Regions from separate parts of the Homo sapiens genome. Here region 1 is linked to region 2. Evidence: chromatin loops called from intact Hi-C (ENCODE). Cell type or tissue: GM12878. All regions are shown on one strand. Each heading gives the region's core, and the rest is flanking DNA. Links, peaks and the distances in the headings are about the cores only. Region 1 overlaps LOC105375463 (a long non-coding RNA gene). Region 2 overlaps COMETT (cytosolic oncogenic antisense to MET transcript).

Region 1 (12,903 bases), core at 2,716-10,715, 260 kb after region 2:
TCTTGGGTGGCCAGGTGCATTGTCAATGAGCATGACATGGTTTGGCTCTGTGTCCCCACCCAAATCTCATCTCTAATTGTAATCCGCATGTGTCTGGGGAATGGCCTGGTGGGAAGTGATTGAATCATGGGGGCCGATTTCCCCCTTGCTGTTCTTGTAATAGTGAGTGTGTTCTCAAAAGATCTGGTTGTTTAAAAGTGTGTGGCACTTCCCCTTTAGTGCTCTCTGTCTCTCTCTCTCTCCTGCTTTGCCATGGTAAGAGGTGTTTGCTTCCCTTTCACCTTCTGCCATGATTGTAAGTTTCCTGAAGCCTCTGAGCCATGCTTCCTGTTAATCCTGAAGAACTATGAGTCAATTAAACCCCTTCATAAATTACCCAGCATCAGGTAGTTCCTTATAGCAGTGTGAAAAAGGACTAATACAGAGCAGTTATCTCTGAAAGGATTCTTTTTTTCTGAGCAGTAAGTCTTAACAGTGAACTTAAAATATTCAGTAAACCATGCTGTAAACAGTTGTACTGTTATTCAAGCATTTTTCCATTTATAGAGCATAGGCAGCATAGATTTAGCATAGTTCTTAAGGGCCCCAGGATTTTGGAATAGTCTGTAGTATTGGTTTCAACTTAAAGTCACCGGCTGTGCTAGTCCCTAACAAGAGAATCAGTCTGTCTTTTGAAGCTTACAGGCATTGGCTTCTCCTCTCTAGCTACAATAGTCCTACATAACATCTTCTTCCAATAGAAGGCTGTTTCGTCTACATTCAAAATCTGGGTGGGTGTGGTGTTCTATATATGTCTACTTATTCATTTAGTTAATCATGTTTTTAAAATCATCAATATCATGTTAATTTTATTTTATCAGCAGTTTATTTAGCTATGAGGGGAATATACTAAAGGTGTAGGCACCTTCATCAATGACCTTAGCTAGATATTCTGGATAACTTGCTGCAGCTTCTACATCAGCACTTGCTGTTTCACCTTTCACTTTTGTACTGTGGAGATGGCTTCTTTCCTTACACCTCATGAATCAGCCTCTGCTAGCTTCCAACATTTCTTCTGCAGCTTTCTCACCTCTCTCAGCATTCATAGAATTGAAGAGTCAGGGTCTTCCTCTGGATTAGGATTTGGCTTAAGGATATGTTGTGGCTAATTTGATTTTCTGTCCAAATCACAAAAACTTTCTCCATATCAGCAGTAGGCTGTTTCACTTTCTTATCATTTGTGTGTTCACTGGAGTAGCACTTTTAATTTCCTTCAAGAACTTTTCCTTTGCATTCAAAACTTGGCTGTGTGGCATAAGAGGACTTCCTATTGTGGCTTTCAACATGCCTTCTTCACTAAGCTTCATCATTTCTATCTTCTGATTTAAAGTGAGAGATGTGTGACTCTTCCTATCACTTAAATACTTAGAGGCCATCGTAGAGTTATTAATTGACCTAATTTCAATAGTGTTGTGTCTCAGGGAGTAGAGAGGCCCCAGGGGAGGGACAAAGACAAGGGAACGGTTTTCCAGTGGAGCTGTCAGAACACACTTAACATTTATCAGTTAAGTTTGTCATCTTATATGGGCATGGTTAGTGGGGCTGCCAAACAATTACAGTCATAAAAATCAAAGATCACTGATCACAGATCTCCATAACAGATATAATAATAATGAAAAAGTTTGAAATATTGCCGGAATTACCAAAACATAACACAGAGACACGAAGCAAGCACACGCTATTAGAAAAATGGCACCGATAGACTTGCTTAATGCAGGGTTGCCACAGACCTTCAATTTGTAAAAATTTCAATATCTGTGAAGCACAATAAAGGAAAGTGCACTATAAAGAAGTCCACCTGTATAGGAACTTCAAACCTACTTTGTCCATAATGGAACTCTTGGTTTCCTTAAAACTTTCTCTTCCTAAGGATTTTTTCATCTCAGGAAATGGAATATGTTCTTCTGATCACTTTGACAAAGAAACAAACAAAAGAAAAAACAAAACAACTTTGGAGAAATCACTGTTTTGAACTCATTGTATTTACTTTCTCTCATGTTCCATATTCAATTCACCAGTAAATCCTCTGGCTCTACCTTCTAAAATATCTAAAACTAATTACTTCTCTCCACCTTCACCCCTACCACTTGAGTCCATGCCACCGTCTCTTACCCGATTTATGAAAATAGCCTTCTATTTGTCCTTCCTGAGTCTGCCTTGCCCTTCTCTGGTTTATGTTTAGACAGTTGCCAGAAAGACCTATACAAAATGAAAGTGAGATTATGTTACCCCTCTACAAAAACTTCCCAAAGCTTCTTATCTCACCCTGAAAAGCCACATTCCTTATGATGTTGTTGGTCATGTCTGACAGCATCATCAAATGTTAGGAATCCTTCAGAGAACAGGATAGATGCATTTTCCAGGTTGAGTTAATAGAAACATAATCTGTTAATCTGTAGTGATTTTACAGGAATAAAGTTGTTTATTATATTTTCTCAAAGTCTTTCAACTGTCTACATCAACTGTAGCTATGCCTCCATTTTCATTCCTAATTTTGACTGCTTCTACCTTTTCTCTTCTTTATTAATCTCATCACAATTTAATCAATTTTATTTATCCTCACAAAGAACCATCATTTGGCTCTTTTGGTTCTATTATATATACATTTTTCTATTTAAAAAATTTACCCTGTTTTTCTGGTTTGTTTCTTACTTTTTAGATGGTTGCTTAGCTTGAATTCTGAGCTTTTGTTTTTTTCTAATACCACTGAAATGGAGACATATGCTATTTTAACCATGTCCTGTGAGTTTTTATGTATAATATATTCATTATTATTCAGCTTTGAATATTTTGTAATATTATGATTTTATCTTTGGCTCATGGGTTATTTAGTTGTGGTTTTCTTCTAAACATACTGTGTTTTTTTCTAGTTATCTTTTTGTTTTGATTTTTAACTAAATTTCATCATAGAGAATGTGATATGCATGGCTTAGTTCTTTAAACTTTGTTGAGAGCTGCTTTTGGATCAGAATATGGCCAATTTTATAATATGTTTTCTGTATGTTTCAAAAGTTTTTGTAATTTACATGGGTGGATATAGTGTTCTATATATGTCCGCTTATTCATTGAATCATGTTTTAAAAATCATCAGTATCATGTTAATTTTATTTTGTCAGCTGTTTCTTTAGCTATGAGAGGAATATACTAACATCCTCACTATTATTTGCATTTATTTTTCCTGTCTTTCAATTTTTGGTTTACATATTTAAGGCTATGTTGATAGGTACATACAGGTTTAGAACTGTTATATCTTCTTGAGTTATTAAATGTTTTAGCATCGTGTAGTGATCAGTTTAATCTCCTAATGCTTTAGTTAGTAAATCTATTTAGAGTGATGCTAATAGTTTACTACCTGCCAAGTACTTAGATTTTGATTCATGTATATGATTTATTGAATCATTTTACTTCCAAATGTTCTGAATATTTAGATTTCAAACTTGTCTCTTATAAACTGCTTTGGACTTTTTGTCTTTTGTTCTTTGCACCACATGAAGCTAAAATATTGTAGATCAAATTCATCCTAATTAGCAAATGCCATAAAAATGAAAGTTGGCTGCAGAATTCCACTTACCTTCTGGATTTCTGCTAAAAATGCTTTATGACCCTGTCAGTTCAATAATTATTTTTAAGAATATATATTTACTCAGGATTATTAGCTTGTTTCAGCAAGAGGGTTGATCTAGATAACTTTCCATATTACAACAAATTAAAATGCTAAAATTTTAATACATTAAATTTTATGATTTAGTTTTAAGATGTGGTAATTCATGTATGTTAAATAATTTTCTTATTATGGATGACATTTTAATTTTTCTTCATGCTTTATTAAGATACACTTTACATAAATAAATTTACCTGTTCTAAGGTATAGTTCTGTTTTGTGTCCCTATAGTTTTGCTTTTTTTCAGAATGTCATACAACTGGAATCAAGTAAAAGTATGCAATCTTTTATTTTATTTTATTTATTTTTGAGGCAGAGTCTTACTCTGTCACCCAGGCTAGAGTGCAGTGGCACGATCTTGGTTCACAGTACCCTCTACCTCCCAGGTTTAAGCGATTCTCCTGCCTCAGCCTCCTGAGTAACTGGGATTACTGGTTCCCGCCAGCAGGCCCAGCTAATTAGCTATTTTTAGTAGAGATGGGGTTTCATCATGTTGGCCAGGCCAGTCTTGAACTCTTGACCTCAAGTGATCCACCTGCCTCAGCCTCCCAAAGTGCTAGGATTACAGGCTTGAGCCACCATGCCCAGCCAGTATGTAGTCTTTTAAATCTGGCTTTTTTTGCTTGGTATAATGCACTTGGCCATGTTGTGTCTATCAGTAGTTCATTCCTTTTTAATCCTGAATAGTATTCCATTGTATGGATGTACCATAATTTGGTTATCCATTCACCTGTTGAAGAACATTTGTGTTGTTCCAGTTTTGGAAGATATATAGAAAAGCTGTATAAACTTTTCTATATCTGCTTTTATGTAAATAAAACTTTCATCTTTGAAGTGGCAATGCTAGATTGTATTGTAGGTAAATACTTAACTCTTTAAGAAGCTGCTAAACTGTTTTTCTAAAGTGACAATACTATTTTGCATTTCCATTAGGAATGTATGAAAGTTTCGCTTTTTCTATGTGATCATCAATATTGTCAGTTCTTTTGATTTTAGTAATTGTAATAGGCATGTAGTAGTATGTCATTAGGGTTTTTCATTTGCTTCATAACTAATGAACTCAAGGGTCTTTTCATGTAATTATTTGTTATATGAATATCTTCTTTGGTGAAGTGTCAACTCATGTATACCTACGTAACAAACCTGCACATTCTGCAAATATATCCCAGAACTTAAAGTAAAATTTTTAAAAAGTGACCAAACGAAAATAAATTTTGTCCTTTTTGTATTACATTGTTGTTTTCTTAGTATTGAGTTTTGAGACATCCTTATATATCTTTGTTATAAGTTCTTTATCAGATAAATGATTTGCAAGCATTTTCTCCCATTCTGTGGCTTATTTTTTCAAAAGGTACAATAATTTAATTTAGATTTCACTTTTAGGTATTGATCCATTTTGAGTTAGTATTTGTATGTAAGGTATGCTTTAAAGATCTCTCTTTCTTTTGTTCCTCCTTCCCTCCCTCCTTCCTTCCTCTCTCTCTTTTTCTCTCTCTGCATATTGTCTTAGTTTACTAGTGTTGCTATGATAGAACACCCAAGACTGGATAATGTGTAAAGAACAGAAATCTATTTCTTACAGTTCTGGAGGCTGGGAAGTCCAAGGTGTCTGCAGATTTAGTTGTCTGGTGAGGGCCGTCCCCTGATTCCAAGATGGTGCGTTGTTGCTGCTTACTCAGGAGAGGCAGAACACTGTGTCCTTATATGGTGGAAGGCAGAGGGCAAGAGGGTCAAATGTTGAGTGAAGCTCCTTTTATGAGGGCCTTAATCCCACTCGTAATGGGAGGAGCTCTCATTACCTAATAACCTCTGAGAAGACCCACCTTTTAATGTCACTGCATTGGCCATTAAGTTTTAACACCTGAATTTTGAAGGGGACATATTCAAACTATAGGACATGTGGATATCAAATTGTTTCAACACCAATTGTTTCTGCACTGAATTGTCATTTCCCATTCAGTTTGATGCTAGCTATAGTATTTTGGTTATTTGTTTTTTAAATGGATGCCTTTATCAAGTTAAGGGAATTCCCATCTATTCCCAGATTACTGAGTGCTGTTCATTCTATCATGAATCTATATAGAATTTTGTCAATTATATTTTCTGCACCTATTGAGATGTTCGTCTGTTTTTTATATGGTGAATTACGTCAATTTATTTCCAAATGTTTGCCCTGCACTCTCATAATAAACCTCATTTATTCATGATGTATTATTCTTTCTATATGTTGTTAAATTTCATTTGCTATAATTTTCTCAAGGTTTTTCGTACCTATGTTTATGTGGGATATTTAATGTTGTGTAGTTATCTTTTCTTGTAACATCTAGATTTTGGGTTAAGGTAAGGCAGCCCTCCCAGATAAAGTGGGAAGTATTTCCTTGTCTTAAATTTTCTGGAAGAGTTTGTGTATAATTGGTTTTATTTATTTACTAAAGGTTTGGTACAATTTAACCATGAAAACTTTGGTGCCTGGAGTTTTGTGTGTGGAGGTTTTTAGCTATAATTTCAATTTCTTAAATAAATGTGGGGCTGTTCTGGTACTCTCTTTTTCCTCTACCTGGGATTTCCTCCATTCATTGCCTACCCCTCCCTCCCACTCAACAAGAGTCACTACTACAAGTCCTTTCAGATCAGCTCATCTCTCACTTTCCCAAAGCTTTCCCTAACATGTACCCCTTTTTCAAGGTTTCCTCCCTTATGCCAACAACACCCTGTGCATGACTACTATTGATTTTATAGCAGCATATAGAGAATATTAAAAATTCTCTATATGAAAATTTTTTCTATTTGTGTGTTTTCTTTCCCAACAGACTATACAATTGAGGACAAGAACTATGTCATTTTTATTATCATGTCCTTGGTATCTATACAAATAAAACATGGATTTACACATATTACACACTGCATCTATTACATAAGCATGCAATGAAGATATAGGTTCATATGTGCATATATATGTATATTTACATTAGATATGTATATACATACTTTAACATACATGTAACTGTATACTTTATGTACTTATATGTATATAAGTAATTCACCTATATACGTATATGTAAAAGTCATATATGATAGTCATATATATGTAAAAGTCTGTTTTTGCCAGTTTTTTAAAACAAAAATCATCAGCATCATAATTTATTGAAGTCGACTGCCCTTTCTTAACCTTATGAGATTTAAAAAATGTTTGGAATTTTTTTTAAGCCCATGAAGTTTACTCTTGTGAGGAAAGCCAGGTTGAGGGCAATGGCATTTCCACATTTTCTGGGGCTTAATTGAAAGAACATAGAGAGAGGGCTGGGTGCAGTGGCTTATACCTCTAATCCCAGCACTTTGGGAGGCCGAGGCTGGCGGATCACCTGAGGTTGGGAGTTCAAGACCAGCCTGACCAACATGAAGAAACCCCATCTCTACTAAAAATACAAAATTAGTCAGGCATGGTGGCGCATGCCTGTAATCTCAGCTACTCAGGAGGCTGAGGCAGGAGAATTGCTTGAACCCGGGAGGCGGAGGTTTTGGTGAGCTGAGATTGCACCATTGCACTCTAGCCTGGGCAATAAGAGTGAAACTCTGTCAAAAAAAAAAAAAAAAACTATATATATATAGAGAAAGGTATGTATCAAGCCTGTTAATGACCACGGGCCATCTGTGTAGTCACACAAAAGTGTCTAGTTTTCTTCCACATTTCTATGTGTCTTCTTTAGCATTTTCCTTTCTAAAAAACAGGCTCTATAACTGGGCACACTTGAACCCCACAATTAGTCATGGATGTGGTGATTCATCAGGCTGGCTTCTAAGTGCAAGCAGCCCTGGCCTTTCTAAGCCTTGACTGTTGGCAACTCTTTTTTCCCCGCTCTGAATCAGACGTGTATTTGTTTGAGTAATCAAGAAAGAACTGTCTGTCTTGTGACCTTAGAGGCTGGTGAAAGGGAGCAACTGAGTGTTTTTGGCACAGGAAGGTTAGTGAACAATGCAAATCTGTAGATCAGAGAGCACGCTGCTTGGCTGCTGACTCTGGGCAGACTTGAATGTCACAGAATGCTCTGATTGCCGGCAGGGTTTTTCACCCTCTGCCGAAAGCCATTTTAATATAAGCAGAATAGATTTCAGGTATTCCAGAAACCATTCTTAAACTTTCACTGTGTTCATGTTGTTAAATTCTATACCTTCTATTAAGACTTGCAGTCTTTCTGAAATGAGCATTTTGAATCTGACTGTGATAAGAGCCAGTGAGAGACAGCTTTACACATGGATGCCACTGGGAAGAAAGCACATCAAGTAACCCTGCTGAGGAATGAATGAATCAGCCTAATGCAAATTAGGTGAGAAACTGGACCGCACAGAGGGGATGTTGAAACCATTTTAGAGATGAGTGAGAGGGATGATAGCCAGTGAGTGAGCCCAAGAACTTTGATGACAATGAAGGCAGAAGAATCTGGTGGACGCAAAGGATTCACTTCTTATAATGAATTCACTCATCCCATTTGCCTGTTAATCAATGGGTGTTTTAAAGATGCCAGTTGGAGGAAGTCCAAGTGTTCAATTTTAAAAATGCCTATTAGATTAATTACAAGAAAGTCTCTCTCTCTCTCTTTCTTTCATCTGTCATTTTTTCTCTTGTTAGGGGTATGCAGGAGGTCTTCTAATAGACCAGAGAGAGATACAAGCCACAATTCGGGAAAATATCCCAGTAGACTCCTCTCTGCCTTATGTTTGGCATTCTTGAAATCTACGCTATCTGTCTTGAAATCTTTGAACAATGTACAATAATCTTATGCTTGCCCAGGGAAACCTGTTCCATTAGATGAGGTGAGTTGGTTACATACCTTCTTTGACTTGTGTTCCCAAGTGATCTTATTCCAAATATGACTTGGGGACACTTGTATGTGCCGTTCTGATATTGTCCTAAAAGGAAATTATTTTGGAAGTAAAGCCACTGATAAAATCAGCTCAGGAAAATGCACTTTGCAAATATGAGAATATAGGCATTATTAAAAGCCATGCTATAAAAATACCAATGGTTATTTTTACTGAGAGTAGTGTTAAATTTATGGGAGGCTATTGTTTTGGACTAAGCTCTTGCACTAGGCCCAGAAGAACAGACCAAACCAGAATGGAATCACTAGTGCTAGGTCCCCAAACTGGACTTTAAAATCAGCCAGTTAGAAAACAAACAAAAAAACCCCCAAAAAAACACAAAACAACAACAACAAAAAACAGATTCACAGCAATCAATTAAAAGGGGCCCAGTCAACCTGAGCTGACATAATAAGAAAGTCCCCTGGCTCTGCTTTATCCTTTTAAAGAAAGTAACTTTGAAACAACCAATCGGCTTTCTGTTCCTGTTTCTGCTTTCTTCAGGCTTTTCTGCCTATAAAGCCCACTGCCTCTCCTCAGCTTACTAGCGTGCTTTTCTGTTTCATAGATGGGATACCGTCTGATTAATGAATCACTAATAGTTTAGATCATTAAACTAAATTTGTTGAAATTTTTATTTTTTGACAGTAGTTACACAAGAACAATAAAATACCCTTAAGAGGAAAGTGAGAATATCTCATCCGAGAAATGTGAGACAGACAGAAAAAGGTTTAAATAATTGTATTCAAAAGCATTATGTAAACGACAAATAACACATGAAAGTCTAATCTGAAAGGAATGGGAATTAATGTTATAAAGGGAGACAAACAAAAATCAGGTTTCTTTCCACATCTCAACATGGAGGATTTTCCTTTACCCTGGCCTCCTATTTCTGTGTGCAGAAACTTGCTTCAACATGTCAGTCCCAGCTCTAGCTGTCCTGATTCACTCCTCCTTAGAGGGAATGAGCTCACCGGGCAGACTCTGCCCGGTGGGGACTGTCTGGGGAAGTCCTGTCATTCCCCGGGTCTGCGTTGGCATCACTGCTCTGACAGTCTCTTTCAGGAGTTACGTGTTGGAGGCCAGTGACGACTGCAGATCTAAAGCCACATTTTAAAATCCACTGTCTGTGAGGCAGTGGTCTGACTCCTCTTCTCTTTTTCAATTGGTTCTGATTTTAGTTAGGAAAGGAAATGGTTGTTTGTAGACCTACTAAAGTTCCAATAGCTGATTATAAAACAAGATTCTATGACATGCAAGAGTATATTGGAGTCAGAAAAATTAAATAGAATTTATTTTCCTGAGAAGAAACAAACTGAAAAAAGAAAAACCAAACCTCTTTATGTTTATTTGTTTGTACCGATATACGACATCAGAAAGGCAGCCGTATAAAAGAGAATCAGGCTGGAGGGAGCTTAAGCCTCCACTAAATGGGGATTGATTGACCAGAGAAGAACTGGAACTATTAAAAGGCCTGAAAGAAGAAAAGAATTATGAATTTTGCTCCTCTCTCCTTCCAAAAAAAAGTAAATGCACATGTTTGAGAGGGAAGCATGGCCATAGATATTGTGATGCCATGGGGAAATCGATTTCAGGCTTTAAATAAGGATCCATCACTGTGAGAGGCCATGAAGCTGTGCCCAAAAAAACTTCCTGGTGAACCAGAGGAGGAAGTGTTCTCTATGGGTAGGAGAGAGCTTCATTTCAGAGAAAAGAAGGAAGGACTAAGAGAGTTAGAGGCCGGAGGGAAAGAAGGGACAAGTAAAGGGAGTGGAAAATGGGTTGACCAAAGACAGGCAGAGCCATTCATACGCAGATCTCAGATGAAGCACTATTTTCATTTGGACTAAGAAAAAAAAATGGTGACTTCTTAACTCTTATAAACTGAGCACTACTCATTGAAAACCCTGGTATCAGTGTGCAAGAACTCGGTAGGGACTTTAGAATGACCATGTCTTTAGCTAAATAACAAGTGACTGAAATTCAGTCCCTTCCACAGCTGCTTTATCTGGCAAACATGTCTTCTCCTCCACTACCAGCCCCCCGGATAAAATACACCTGGCCAACTCCTGCTCATTCAAAACTCCATTGAAATGGCTTCTCCTTCAGAAGGCTTTCCTCATCCCTTTCAATTCCCATTCCCCTCACCAACCTTACTTGTCTCCTCTCAGATTCTGACTGGCTGGCCCAGGGTTTAAGAACTTCAACTCTACAGTCAAAACAATCTCTGCAATTTGCTGTCTGCGTGATCTTGGGCAAGTTATTTAATCTCTCCTTAACCTTAGTTTCTTCATGGATAATAGCTGGCAAATGATAGTATATATTCCATAGGGTTGTTGTGAGCACTAAATAAAATAATGTACATGGAGTGCTTGACACTGTGCCTGGACACTGCCTGACAGTGCCTGGACTCAGTTAAAGGTGGTCATAATTACTGGGCCAGTCTTTCCCCTTCCCTACATGGCATTTACCACATTCCCTTTCCACTGTCTATCTGCCTATCTATCTGAAGATCTGTTTGCATGGGGACATTGAATTGGAAGTTTAATTCCTAGTGCCTGGTACATCATGAGGCTCCATAAATGTTTGTTGCATGAATTCGGAGAGTAAGCCTCCCCATTCTCTACCATAAATGATACTGATGTCTGTGGTTGTATTTTAGAAAGGACACATTAGGCAAGAATCTGCCCAAGTCAAGCGATACCATTTTCTATTCTTTAAAAATATCTGAAAAAGGAGATTCTACAAACTCCTTTAGTAACATTCTACAGTCAACACTTTCTCTAAGTCAAACATATGCCTCCATTTTAAAATGAAAGACTAACTCCTAATTTTTTATATCAGTTGAAAACAAAAACATCTGCTTTAATTCCCTGTATTCTCTCATACATGTAAACATTCATATTGGCTGTTTATCATTCTCTCCTTATTAAAACAAACCTATTTCTTTAACCTTTTCAAATAGTCTTTTCATGCCTTTTAATAATTGTCCTTCTGAAAAATACTGTGTCATAACGCATAAAAACAGTGAGACAATTTTTGCAGTCTCAGAAGTGGTTCATTTAGGCTGGAGGCGGTGGCTCACTCCTGTAATCCCAGCACTTTGGGAGGCCAAGGGCAGATCACCTGAGGTCAGGAGTTCGAGACCAGCCTGGCCAACATGGTGAAACCCTGTCTCTACAAAAATACAAACATTAGCCGGGCGTGGTGGTGGGCGCCTGTAATCCCAGCTACGTGGGAGGTTGAGGCGGGAGAATCGCTTGAACCTGGGAGGCGGAGGTTGCAGTGAGCCAAGATGGTGCCACTGCACTCCAGCCTGGGCAACAGAGTGAGACTCCATCTCAATAAATAAATAAATAAATAAATAAACAGTTAAATGGGAGGAGTCAGATTATGAAAGTATATGAAAATCCCAAATTCCACATAATTTTCTCTGTAAGCAGAAGCAGCCCCTTCTTCCCTTTGTCATGAGCCTCTCCACTGATTCCTTGGAAACTAATAACAACCTTGCCTAAGATGGTTACCTCGTAAAGGAACTAATGTTCTAGAAATAGAAATATGTAAGAGCTTATTCCTTTCCATGCTTATGGCATATGAAATATAATATTTTACTGAATAGGCCACATACTGTCTCACAGATTTTCCTTCAGCTTAAGTAGCCATACCTACTGTCATGTAGCACCCTTAACTTTTCCACGGTTGGCTGAAGTAAGAATTGGTGTCCTGGCTAGAGGAAACCTATAACAGTGGTTCTTAATATTTAATGGGCTGTGACTTACTTGAGGATCTGATGAAAGTAAATCGTTCTCTTTTTTAAAGAAAGCACATTTTCACATACACACCCACAATTTAAGAGAAATCATGATCTCCTAAACAAACTTAAACCCTCGGGTAAAACTTCTCTAAATCAAGATGCTCTGATGAAAATTATAGTTTTTGATTCTGCATGCTAACAAAAGGCACTAGATCACCTTGAGAACTATAAGGAGTTGCCCTTTTGGGTAAGTTATCTTTGTGTCATGGAAGAGAGTAGCCATTCTCTAAAGGGCGTGTGCAAGATCCATGGGAACTGAGAGGGTAGCATCCATTAGCATGTGAGTGCGTAGATGTACATCAGGAAATGTACATGGTCTAATCAGAACTTTCATGTTTTGAGGATTTAAAAGAAGAAGCTTCCTGATGATCAAGATAAAGATTGTGAAATAACGAAAATCCAGAAAGTACTCAAAACCTAGCTTGTGACTTGGAAGAGGCTTTGCTCCAATGAGAAGGGAGAATGACCATGGCAATGGACATTGTTCCAGTGCCTATGGCCATAGCCAGAGGAAAGAACAAAGCTCACC
Region 2 (12,903 bases), core at 2,837-10,836:
CCAGGACTGTTGTCTTTTTATTCAGCCTACAGGAATGCTTGACCCTTTCTTTCTTTCTTTCTTTCTTTCTTTCTTTCTTTCTTTCTTTCTTTCTTTCTTTCTTGCTTTCTTGCTTTCTTGCTTTCTTGCTTTCTTGCTTTCTTTCTTGCTTTCTTTCTTCTTTCTTTTTTCTTTCTTTTTTTTTTGGAACTCTGTTGTCCCCTTGGGTCTCATCGTTCTCAGATTTTTTTTTAAACTAGTGAGTCAGACCCCTGTTACAATGAGAAAAATGTTCAGTCTCACAGTCTCTTGCTATCGTGAGAGATGGCACTGAGGCGCAAAGATGTCACTGGATGAACTAAATATAGTCCCAGCAATGCACTGGCTCCCAGGCCCATCCACTCTCTGTAGAGAAGGGCTGCCACATGTCACAAGCCTCCTCCTCTTTCTTTGCCCTGTGCTTTTTACATTGCTCTGAGGAATCTTTCCCCTCAGGGTAGAGCTGATGAAAGAAACATTCCTAAATTCCCTGAAGACATGCTAGACTCGAGAGCTGCATGAACCCTTTTCTGGAGGAAACTCACTGATTGTGGTGACCAAGCAGCATTGGGAGCCTCAAGAAGCCTAGTTAGAGCTTGTTTTCTTTCCTGTCTTTAACAAATTCGCTATGCATTTGGGTGGCTGCACTTAGCCCTGTGACACCACAGGGTGGAACTTTGCAATTTGCTTCTTGGTACCAATGAGTTGGGCAATGTAGTTTACAGGTTAAATGATGGGAATGGGCAGTTCTAATGACATTAAAAATATTGATGGGATAAAATCACATGGGAGAGGGATGAAACAATACTATATTTAAACCAAAAAAGGATTGTCCAGCTGATTTAAAATCTCCTCACTTGTGTGCGGCTGGTGTGCTTAGTCTTCTCAGTGGTTTCCATGAGAAGGTAGGATCCTGAGTTGATGACCCTTCTCCTTACTGACCCCCTCCTTCCTAGGAATGGAGCTTAGACCCCATCCTGCAGGAAGACAGCTGCCCCAGCAGAGGGAGGATGAAAATTATGGCTTTTCCTCTGACTCACTGTGCGACCATGGAAAATTCCTGATTACAAAACATGGAAGAGTCAAAGCTTTTCCCTTGAGAAACATCTCCTGTGTCTCCCACCCTTCTACTCACCCACGTATCTCAAACTGTCTCCTTGGGCAGTATGGAGAGCTGGGACCTCCACAACTGTGAGAGGGGAGCAAGCTACAGACAGCTGGGGTCACTTACTTGGCTGGGAGCCTAGCTTTGGTCGTGGGTGACTGTGTTGGATAATGTAAGTCCAGCTGCTATAACAGATAAACCTTCAAATATTAGTGGCTCACACAATGGAAATTTCTTACGCATGGAAAAGTCCATTAGTGCTGGAGGGTGGGGTAGGCTGTGGGCTGTGGGGGATGGTACTTTCCTATGTGTAGTCTTTTTTTTTTTTTTTTCAGACAGGGTCTTGCTCTGTCCCCCAGGCTGGAGTACAGTGGCACGATCTTGGCTCACAACAACCTATGCTTCCCGGGTTTAAGTGATCCTCATTCCTCAGCCTACCGAGTAGCTGGGATTATAGGCATGAGCCACCATGCTCGGCCTCTGTGTAGCCTTTTGAGGACCCAAGCTGAGAGATGTTGTGTCCTTTCAACATGGGGTTTTCATGGATGCCCTTGGTCTAGATATCCAGCTGACATATAGAGGAAGAGTGTAGAATCACACATGAGATTTTTATCATCCAGGTCCAGAAATGGAGCACACAATTTCTGCTCAGATTCTAGTGCCAGATCTTAGGCACATGGTCACTGCAAGAAAGGCTGGGAAGTGTTGTCTAGCTGTGTGCCCAGGAGGAAAGGTAAAAGATTTTCATGCATAAACTAGCCAGTCTCTGCCTCAGTGGCCAAAGTCCACTTCTCAGCTTGGCTGGTATTAATGTCAAGACCCTGCTATGTCAAGCACAGGTGCTTTTCTTCCAGGAATTGGGAGTCTTGAAGTCAGATGATGAGTTGTACCTGCTTCTAGGAGAGTCTCTTTAGTTTGAAGAGGCCAGTGGCAGAGACATTGAGAATAGGGTTCAGTCTTCTGGGCATTACTTGGAAGAACCAGGCAGTGTTGCAGGATAGGAAGGTCACAGCCAAATGATCTGGGCCCAAACAGGTTCTGATCCTGGGATAAGCCAGAGAGATCTCAGCAACTCCAAGGCAGAAACTAGGTCATGATTCCTTGGCTAATAAAATCAACTGAGAGAGAAGCTGTAGTCTGGGCTCTGGATAAGTGCTCAGGGACAAATGATCTGGATGTGATGTGTACAGTCAAATTCTAGGCCATACCACCTGACGGAGGGGAATCTCTGTGCTCTGCCAGACTTGGTGGAACTAAGCCTCCACTTTCTTCAACTGTTTGGGGTTGAGGAATGCAGAGTCATACACACCTGTTTTCTTTTTCCTTGAATCTGGTAGACATAGTGGTTGAGTCCCTAAGCCAGAAGTCAGAGAGATCTCAGGAACTTTGTGGCCTGTTCCACCACAGATCTAAACCTGTCTTGGTAATTCCATCACATTTGCTTGGTGAGGTAACTTGGCAACCCGTGAGCCATGAGCCCCAGGTGAATCTGTAATTCTATGATTGTTAAGGAAGTGTGGCTCTACCAGTCCCCTGGTAGATCCCTGGAATTGCTCTACATCTATAAGTAACATCTCCCTTAGGTGGGGCATTTACCCGCACAGGATGTGAAGATGCATTAGATTTGACCATCTCAGCTCAGTGAATCCAAGTAACCATAGATCTTTGGCAGATTTTCTTCCCTGTCATGGTGTCAGGGGCCCAGGGAGCAGGACTGATACAACTCAGTTTCCCTTGCCGGGGCAGAAGTGAGAGGAAGGGTCTAAAGCTGTGGGAATGGCAGTCAGCTGTCCCCTTCCCTTCAGCTTCAGGAAATATGAGGCCAGAAGAGGGAAAGTTCAGAAACTGTGCAGGCACTCATGGCACTGCAGAATTTCAGCCTCACTGCTAAATCTGGGAGGGACAAGAAGCAGGCAAAGTTGGATTATGTGGCTAATAGCATAGAGCCAGGGAAACTAACTTGAGGGGCTTCAAATCTGCTAAAATTAGAATTTTCCTTTTAGATCTGTGCAGACTTTGTTCTTATTACAAAGTGGTGGACATTTTGGAACAACCAAGAAAATTTTATGTGCTCTTCACTTGCTACCAAAACTAGTACTAAAACAATACCTGCTTTTCACCCTCAGATACATCTGGGTCTTTAGTCCAGGAAAGAATCACCTCCAAGGTGAGTGTGAGTGGACAAGGATGTAGAGGATGCCCCCAGCCTTTTGGAGGAGTCTCTGTAGGATCAGGCCACCTGAATAGATGCCCTGAGTGCTCTGTTTATTACCTTTGTTCTTTTCAGTATCTGCATGGTGGGGCCCATAGTCTTTTTTCTCTCTGCAGAACAGTGAAAATTTCTCTGTCTTGCTCTGCCCAGGAGCAGGTAGGCCAGAAGTGCCAGAGAATTAACACTCACCATCTTCACCCCCTGCCCCGGCAGCAGCCTTCAACCAACTTGCCACTTGGAAATAAATACTTGTTCTCTTGCCCCTTGGATGGGATAATTCTGCAGCAGGTGCTGTTTCCCCAAGTTTTCCCACCAACATAACCTGACCATGGTAGCAGACTTAATAGTAACCTTATAGCTCCCTTCCCTTCCTTGTATTGCTTTCCTAGTTCCCGCTGATGATACTCCCTATTCTTCTCAAATTAACTGCTTGTGTGCAAATCCTTGCCTTAGGGCCTACTTCTATGACAAGGCTAACTAGGATGTCACTTTTCCAGAAAATAGCCTGGGCTGCATGAGGGAGTCATTCTGATACTTTAAAAATAATGTTTCCCCAGGCAGATGTTTTGGGATCATGATAACATTTACTCTCAACCTTCCTCCCAAGCTATTCTTGATAGACACATGGAAATTTTCAGAAAACCAAATACCTCATGTTCTCACTTATATGTAGGAGCTAAATGATGAGAACACATGGACACATAAAGGGGAACAACACACACTGAGGCCTTTTGGAGGGCAGGAGGTGGGAGGAGGAAGAGGATCAGGAAAAATGTACTAATGGGTACTAGGCTTAATACCAGGCTGATGAAATAACCTGTAAAACAAACCTCCATGACACAAGTTTACCAACGTAACAAACCTGCAGTTGTAACTGTGAACTTAAAATAAAAGTTAAAAAAAATTGCATTAGAACTTTCTTTTACTTTATTTGAGATCCAAAGAAAATTTATCTCCAAATAAATTGTGGTAGTGGTTTATATATTTTTCAAATATTATTTTTTACTAAGAAATATGCTTTACATTGCAACTCAGTATACATACTCTCATAAACATGAAATGTCTTATTAAACTCATCTGATTACCCTTGCTCTCTGTGATCTATATGTTTCTTTCTCCTCTCTTCTCTTTTATTCTTTTCCATTCTATTCAGTTATATTTTTGTTAATAAATGAAAGCCAATTTCACAATTCTAGAATAGGTGCTATGGTCAAAATGTTTGTGTCCCCCTCAGATTCATATGTTGAACTCCTAACCCCCAAGGTGATGATATTAGGAGGTGGGCACTTTGTGAGAAGATTAGTCATGAGGGTAGAACTCTCCTGAATGGGATTAGTGTCCTTATAAAAAAGGCCTTTCTTGTACCCCTTCCTACCACATGAGGACACAGCAGAAAGACCACCTTCTATGAAGAGGCCCATCGCCAGACACTGAATCTGCTGGTGCCTTGATCTTGGACTTCCCAGCCTCCAGAGCTGTGAGCAATGAAGGTCTGCTGTTTATAAGCCAACCAGCTTGTGATATTTTTGTTATAGTAGTTCAAACAGACTAAGACACTAGGTCAGCACTCACAGTTTGAGCAACACTAGATGAAGGAGACACATATTTCACAACAGGTCCGCCAAACAGGATTCTTAAGGAAAGAATGTTCAAAGAGGAGATTTGCAAAACTATTATTTGTTGTCCTTCACAGCTATCATTGCATAGGGCTGATAGCTATGCAGTGACCTTTGTTGTTAGCAACACAATTTATTACCATCCTCTGCTTCTAGAAGAAAGAAAAAAATCGATACATTGCGGGTACTAGGATGTTTAGGCCTCATGTGTGGATTTCTCCAGGTGTCCCCATTCCAGGGAGTAGAAATGCTGTGGGGTCAAATGGAGCAATGAGGTAATTAGAAGATGGGAGGATCTTGAAGGTTTGAAACAGCACTCCGGGGTTTGCACTTGCTGTTAAGAATGGCTCACGTATGTTTTGGTAGTCTGGGAAGACCAGGAGCAGGCTACGCATAAGCGGTGTGCGCACTACAATTTCACACATGTGTGGTTATCTGTAGCTGGCTCTATGGGTTCACCAGAGCCTTATTTGTTTGGCAGACTTAGAGGAAAGACAATGAAGGAATACACTGGACTCTAAGGTTCAGCCCTATATCTGACAAAAGGCAAGAGTTCAAACCTCTTGGCCATCTGGGGGAGAACTCTTCTGAAGAGAAAACAGTATTATTGTATTTTCAAGTAAATTATTTCATATCCTCTAACACTAATAAAGAAATGTGTGTTTGTGTTTTGGAGGACGTCTTAGCGGTGGATAGTTAACTTGTGAAATAGTCGGCTAGGGAATTCATACTTAGGGATCCTCAGCCAGCATTTGAACGACCCTAATCAGCTGTCCTATTATAGCTTTATCTCCAATGAACACAAAAAAGCCTGTTAGTTAGCATAGGGGATGCTAAAATAAGTTTCCATGGATGAAACGAGTGGTGATTAAGATATGTGAATATGCTGGAAATATTATGTAAGCAATTCCTTCCTTCTGTAAACAACAGGGAGTAAGAATCTGGAGAGAGCTCCACAGCCTACCCTCTTCATAGGGCTCTTCTCGGACCAGGGCTTCATTCAATAGCTCAACAGAGAATCCTGTGGCTCAACTTCTGATCAGAAGTTTAGCTGAAACTTTCACCAGAATACTGATACATCTGCTTTGAGTGGCCGTTTCGCGCATGCTGTTGCCTGGGATTTCACTGCTCTTATTGTGTCAGGTTAGCTAGTTGATTTGAGTATTTGAACATGTGGCATCTTTGGTCAAATGTGCTTTCAATATAACTCATCACCCAGTAATGAGATTGTTGGGGAGGAGGATTATAGTTCTCACCTGTTCCTAGCTGCTGGTGGTGATCAATATCTGCCAGAGTAACTTAAAACTCGTGAACAGCCAAATTTGCTTAAGTCAGGTCTATTCACTTGATCTGAGGTAATTGCTTGAGGGTTAGTTAAGGAGAAACACTGGTTTTTGAACACAACCCTGTGAGTGTAACTGGACTTGTCTCCTACTCAGCCCTCGCAGTTCTATGGGGGTGGGGGCTGTGATAAAGGGTGAGTCACAAAGTCACACAGACCTCCCTATGGTCTGTGTAAAAAATGTGGCATGGAAGGCAGCCCTGCACAGTTATTAAGTGGGCAGGATGATTTTTCTTTCAAACACAGGATGTGAGTAATATTACATTTCTTTCCTTTCTCTAAATAAATTTAATATGCTCCAAGCCTCCAATCGGCCTCACTGGTGCGAAGGTCAAGCTTTGTCTGGATGGTTCTCCTCTTGGTGCCATGTGAATGCCCTGTTATTTGATCCCCAAAGATCATAGCTGACATGCTCAGTGTTCAAAGCTGTACTATTCTTTAAGGATGGAGGCTCTGCTGGTGCTGCCATTGTGGGGCACTAGGGTTATTGCCAAGTCTAGGAGCCCAGTGCTCATGTTCCAGCCTCTTTAGGAACACTAGGTGGCTGTTTCTTGCTGAGATCCCATCACATCTTAGGGCGCTGGAAGGGATCAGAGCACAGGCTCCTAGTGCTGTGGAGTCCCCCTACTTTGGTGTCTTATCAATCTTGGATGCTCTCCAAATTACTTTCTGGTCTTGCTTTTTCCATTCCTTCTATTTCTGAAAGAATCCCATATAATCACTCTTCAGGAAGTGATTTAGAAACACAATGTGAACTCTTCTCCTTGGAGTGGTGGCTGGAAAAATAACATGCCAACACTAGCTACAAACACAGTCCCTACAATGTAACCTACTTATGCTGACAGCCACATTCAGTGAGATAGGTGAGAGGAATCGTTGTAGAATTGTCACTGGAAACTGCCCAGTAAGCGAGATATGACCTTCTGAGATATGAAGTGGCAGAGAGAAAAAATGGAAATCTTCTTAGAGTGGAAGAAAATAATTTTTTGGGCACGTGTATGTCTTTAACTGTGCAAGAAAACATATATTCAATTATTTGTTAATAACAGCACCATTACTATGATAATAGTTATTTAAAATAATTTGAAGTAACGTATTTTAATAATAATCTGTATTTGCTTAGCATTAGATGTTTTCATGCCAGTTATCTCATTTGCTTTTGACAACATCCTGGTAAGGAGGCATGGCACATAGGATTTCCCCATTTTGCCACTAAGAAAAGTCAAGCACTTTGCATGTTAATTGAACCTCAAAGCCAATCAGTTAGTAGACAGTTGAGTGTAGCTAGTACCCAAGTCCATTGGTTTTCCACTTGACTACTCTGCCCTAAGCAGTAAGATGTGGAGTGAAAATATGGCTTATAGATGACTTAATCTTAAGTGGTTACTTTGAAGTACATCTTTCAAGTTAGCCATAAAAGACTTTCCTCACAATATCCAATGAATGACCGAATTGCTTTTCCTGTAGACTACCTATTTAAACTCAACTTGGCCAAGTAAATATTGCATGCTTGCAGCACTCTGCAGCTGAAAGCAGTTTGGCGGGAAGTAGGTTTGTGGAGGGATTAGGTATGTGTAGTCATTCATTCATTTATTCATTCATAAACATTAAAATAGCAACTACTGAAAGCCACACATCAGCCTAGATTCCAGTGCTACTCTTTTTTTTTTTTTTGAGATGGGGTCTCGCTCTGTTTCCCACACTGGAGTGCTGTGGTGCGATCATGGCTCACTAGCCTCGACCTCCCAGACCCGGGTGATCCTCCACAGGCCTGTGCCATCACACCTGGATAATTTACTTTTTTTTTTTTTGTAGAAACTGGGTCTTTCTACATTGCCCAGGCTGGTCTTGAAATCTTGGGCTCAAGTGATCCTCCCGTCTTGGCCTTCCAAAATGTTGGGATTATGGGCGTGAGCCACCACACTTGGCGTCCAGTGCTGCTCTGTCTGACATAGTAGCCATGAGCTACAAGGGGTGATTTTAATTGAAATTAAATCAGAAATGCATTTTTTCACCTCACTAGCCATATTTCAAGCACTCAATTGCCGCAAGTGGCCAATGGCTCTTATTGAATAGTGTTTACATAGACTCTTAAAGGAAGAACATTTCTTTAAGAACTTTCCTTTTCCTAGAACAGAAATAAAGCATTTCCCTTATTGCAGAAAGTTCTGTTGGATAGCAGAGCTGCAGAGTTATAAAGATACAAAGGACTAGACTTGGTCCCTCCATTTTGAGAACTTACAATTATTGCATGCCTATGACAGAACTTAGAATACATCATGGAAATTCTATAACAGGGTATCAGTTTTAGTTTAGCAGATTTTTATTATGCCAGTCACTATGCTAAATCCTATAGATACAATGAAAGCTAAAAATTGGTCTCTGAACCCCAGTAGTTTACAGTTCAGTGGAGATAAGAAAAAAGTGCCTCAAGGCCTTAGGGACCAGAGTAATTCTGCCTGGGAAAGTTACAAGAGGAAAACACAGTCATAAGTATTTCTTCTGCCTTCTCTACCAATGTACATGCCTTGTTTTTTTTTTTTTTGAACAACACAGAAAATACTTTAACAACTGTATCATGTAATAAGTAATTATTATAATTTTGCATTGGCATTCTCAAAGCACTGGGCTCCCTTTGCTCTATTTTATAAATGAGCCTGGACCATAGGATGAGAACTGTGACAACTTCTGAATTCACTTGGCAACATTAATCATAGGGCAGGCAATTAGACCTCATGCCAGTGATGTTTCTCAGTGCAGCCTCACTCCCTACCATGGGCAAAGTGAAGAAGACATTTAAATCTCCTAATGGTCCCACAGTTATAAGGGTGCCCAGTAGTGATCTTTTATTGAAACTTCTGGCAGCAGCTGTTTTGTATTGCTTCTACCTTTAGCATATTTCATTTTAATTGCAAAGATAATAAAATAGTTATATCCTTTACAGTAAGATAACTTATTTAATTTGTGAGTAGTGGTTGTATATTAACTGTGTTTTCTGAAACTTGTATGAAAGGGACATCTATTTATTGACTGAATTACGGGGGTGGGGTTCTGTATTGCTATCTGGGGCTGGGGCCAAGGATTTAACCCTCAGGTTCCTTCCTTGCTGGCATTAATGTTGCTGTATAGGCAGGAAGTTGCCCAGGAGTGAAAGCACAATGCTGCTGAGACAGAAGTCTATTTTAAGCTGGTTTATTTCCTCACTTGAGTGACCTTGGATAGATCTGTCTTCTCCCTGTGCCTCTGTCTTTGTCTCTACAATTGATTCAGATGCAGTATTTATTGTGCATGCGATATGGTTTGAAATTTTTGCAGTCTTAATTGTTAACAGGAGACCAGGCAGTCTAAGCTCTCAATTCGGATTTATTTCTTGTTTCACCAGTGGCTCATTAAGTGACCCTAATGGAGGGACCAGTATTCCTGGCACTTTATTCTTCCCATCTGTAAAATGGGGTTATGAGCATGCCTCCCTTCCTATCTCAGGGGAATACAAGAGCATACATATGTGGGAGAATTTGGGGGATTGGAATTTTATGAATATTTAGATTGTAAACAGACATGTTTATTGGTCTGCCTGTCACAATCCTGTCTCAGATTAACTTCCTCTTCCTTCCACAGCCCCTTGACTGGGCAAACTTCAAACAAGTGACTGAGCTCCCTTAGCTGCCACTGATTGGACCAGGATGGACAACAAATGTAGGAGGAGTTCATCTGGATCTAGCCTGAGCCAGTCAGATATCCCCTTTGAATCCATGCCTATAGAAATACAAAAAAATGGAAGCCAGAGGATGATGGATCCTTGAAGTAATAAGTCAGGTAGATCTTGAAAATTTTTGACTCAATCCATATTGATGAACACAAGAATAATTCTGGTCTACAAAGAGAGGCAAGAGAAAGACTTGGGGTGTATTAAGAAAAACAGGTAAGTGACCCTGGGTCACTAGAAAGAGTGAGACAGGGTGATGGAATGAGTGGCTGCCTGAAACTTTCTAATGCATTCAAGGCCTGACTCTGTTTTAGGCATTCTTCACATTTTCATTCACACCACACTCTAATGAGGTAGGAAACGTTATAGCTGCTGGTTTAGAGAATGCAGTCCGGCTATGGGACTTATCCAAGGTCACACAACTGTTTTTAAGTTGGCTGAGGATTTGATTATAGATTTCTACTTCTAAGTTTAAAGTTTTTTCTGCTACACAATGGCCTATTATTTAAGGTTGAAGCTTGAAAGAGAAATAAGAAGATCTAAAGAAACTGTTCTGGTCCAATGAAGATACCAAAGGCTGATATTTTACTTGAATGTGATTGAGTAATATTAGACATCATCCCTGATATTAGTCCCAATGCCAGTAACCTCACCATTAAATTCATCTCTTCCTCTGGAATTGAATGACACTACCACTTTTTTTCCTACTCATCCCACTCAAGTAATTTTTCATTTCTGTTGGACCAAGAGTGTGAGAGTTTACAAGGCTATCATATATTTTAATTGGTATTTACTCATGTTTCTGATAGATATTTTCTGTTTGGTCATCTGCTCTGTGAAGCCTGCATCTTCAAAAGTTATTATTAGAACACATTTTAGTGATAATTACAAAAGCAAGCATCAACATTTCATTTAAGATCTAAGTTGGTATAAAGTATGTATTTATTTCACCAAGTCAATCAAAGGTTTTCAAATTTTCTTTGTGATAGAACTGCTTAGTCAAACAAAATGTTATGCTGAAAATTAACATGAAAAGAAATTAAAACAGAACTTGTGTGTTTGAGGGAAAGTGGTAGACACCATTTCACAGACCTCTGTCCCTAATCCACCTCTGTTATCTTAGGGGAGCTGGTCAATACCTCGGGATTCAATAAGGTACAGTTTTAAAGCCACTGTATTAAACTGTACAATTGATTGTCAATAATTTTTATTTTACAAAAAGTTATTTTCTCAACAGAAAAAGAGCAAAATATTAATTTCATCTTGGAGTTGCCTTTGTAGGGGCTTCACTGAGCTTCCATGAAGACAAAGACCTTTGTCTTGCTTATCTTTTTAATCCCTGTGATACCAAATAGTTGCTCCATAAATGCCTGTTGAAGCAGTAACATGAACAATTATTAACAGAAACTTAGACTAGAGAATACATTATTTGCATGGCTTTTAATCATTCACTCTTCTTTTTTTCCCATTGATGACACACAATGCTATTGTAATACTGTCAAATGGTGTCACACGCGCTTTCTCCCAAGCACATAGTGAGTTTCTCTATAAGAATAGCTTTGAAGCTAATAGTCGTGGGTATTAAACTCATTGGGCAACCTGGAGTTGGTTATTTAACCATTCTAAACTTCTATTTCTTGATCTCTAAAACAGAGCAATAGTATCTACTTGACCTAGATAATAATACATAGCACATAGGGCTGTTGTCAGTAATATTTGCAAAATGCTTAGCACATTCTCTTGTATGTGGTATGTGCTCAATAAATAAAGGCTATTATTATTTAGCAGGCAATATGAAAGGCAACGAGACAAACAACACAATCACTGTAAAAATGCAAAGTCACTCTGAAGCCAATTTATATTAATCAAAGTGCATATTGTGCTATGTACTTTACTGAGTGCTTACTTGTGTCATACAGTCAACAGAACTTTCTGTCTCAGAGTTGGCAGGTAATTAAATCTCACCTTTTCCAAGAGGTTGTGCAATGTGATGGGGAATTTAAGAAACATCCTCTCAAAAAGACGTTGACTGTTGCCTGGGATAGTTATTATCTCATTAATGGTTGGCATTATATTAATACAACTGAAGGAGAGGAGTAGGTTTCTTTCTTGGCCATTTGTAGAGTGGCTCAAACTGGCAGCTGTTGCTTTTTTAAAAAAATGACTGCATTTTTCTCGTTGCAAATACCCCACCTTTTATGCCAGTTTCCACATGCTTTTCAGTTGTGTTGTTAAAGTACTAGGCAAGTGTATAGTTTTATCTTTTTGACACGCAAATTACTCAACTTTCTATGGAATCAAATCTCTCATTCTAGTTGATTTTATTCACTTTCTCCCTGTCTAACTCTTCCCACTCCTCTCTCATCACAATAAAAAAATCCCTACTTCCTTACTTGCAACTTTCTTTTTTTTTTTTTCTTTTCTAGCTCTGTGGAAGTTTGAGTGACTCATTGCAGAGAGGAATTGATGAAGTCAACAGCTGCTGGAAAAACTTCTTTTTCCTTAATAGCTGTATCAACATGTGGTTGCTATTATTCAAGTAAGAAAAATATGTATATCAAACATCCATGGTAGTCCTTGCTAAAATTTTCATTAGAGAGACTCATGTTTTGACATTAAAAAAAGTTCAAATGGGTACCTTAGAGGATGTTTTGTTGGAGAACAAAATCATGGAGAAATAAAGTCTAAAAAGAAAAATAAATGGCAAGCATGTTGTTAATAATGCTGTAATTTATTTCAGAGTGGGTTGGGTGATTTTCTTCATGGCATTATTAGTGGCACTGCAGAAATTTGGCACCTCATGCATTCATAGTCTCCAGGATGGTCTGACCATTCATCCAACAAATATTAATTGCTCTCATGGTAAAATCTCTGCCTCATGGAGTTTAAATCCTAAAAGTGGTG

Evidence for each region. Peaks named below come from ENCODE experiments on the same cell type or tissue, not always from the same donor. Only the 100,000 strongest peaks of a DNase experiment are listed, where the experiment ranks them.
Region 1: a loop joins it to region 2, with 4 times the contacts of the local background. A loop is called at or near these places in 5 of 110 quality-filtered maps.

Annotation. Positions count from the first base shown.
Region 1 is chr7:116,312,137-116,325,039 of GRCh38, reverse strand. It overlaps LOC105375463 (a long non-coding RNA gene), which reads right to left. Exons shown (of 7, transcript XR_001745336.2): 4 at 8,530-8,608; 5 at 5,281-5,399; 6 at 2,152-2,238. Among named protein-coding and RNA genes, the nearest start is that of TES, 110 kb to the right of the region's middle. RefSeq lists enhancers at 7,572-7,721, 7,822-7,901. In GM12878, for the core only: no CTCF peak of the experiment used is centred there; DNase peaks (open chromatin) are centred at 7,539 and 8,009; H3K4me3 peaks cover 426 bases; H3K27ac peaks cover 1,217 bases.
Region 2 is chr7:116,570,753-116,583,655 of GRCh38, reverse strand. It overlaps COMETT (cytosolic oncogenic antisense to MET transcript), which reads left to right. Exons shown (of 5, transcript NR_165033.1): 3 at 9,912-10,215; 4 at 12,426-12,538. Among named protein-coding and RNA genes, the nearest start is that of CAV1, 52 kb to the right of the region's middle. RefSeq lists silencers at 2,076-2,525, 6,049-6,188 and an enhancer at 6,327-6,621. In GM12878, for the core only: no CTCF peak of the experiment used is centred there; a DNase peak (open chromatin) is centred at 6,145; H3K4me3 peaks cover 346 bases.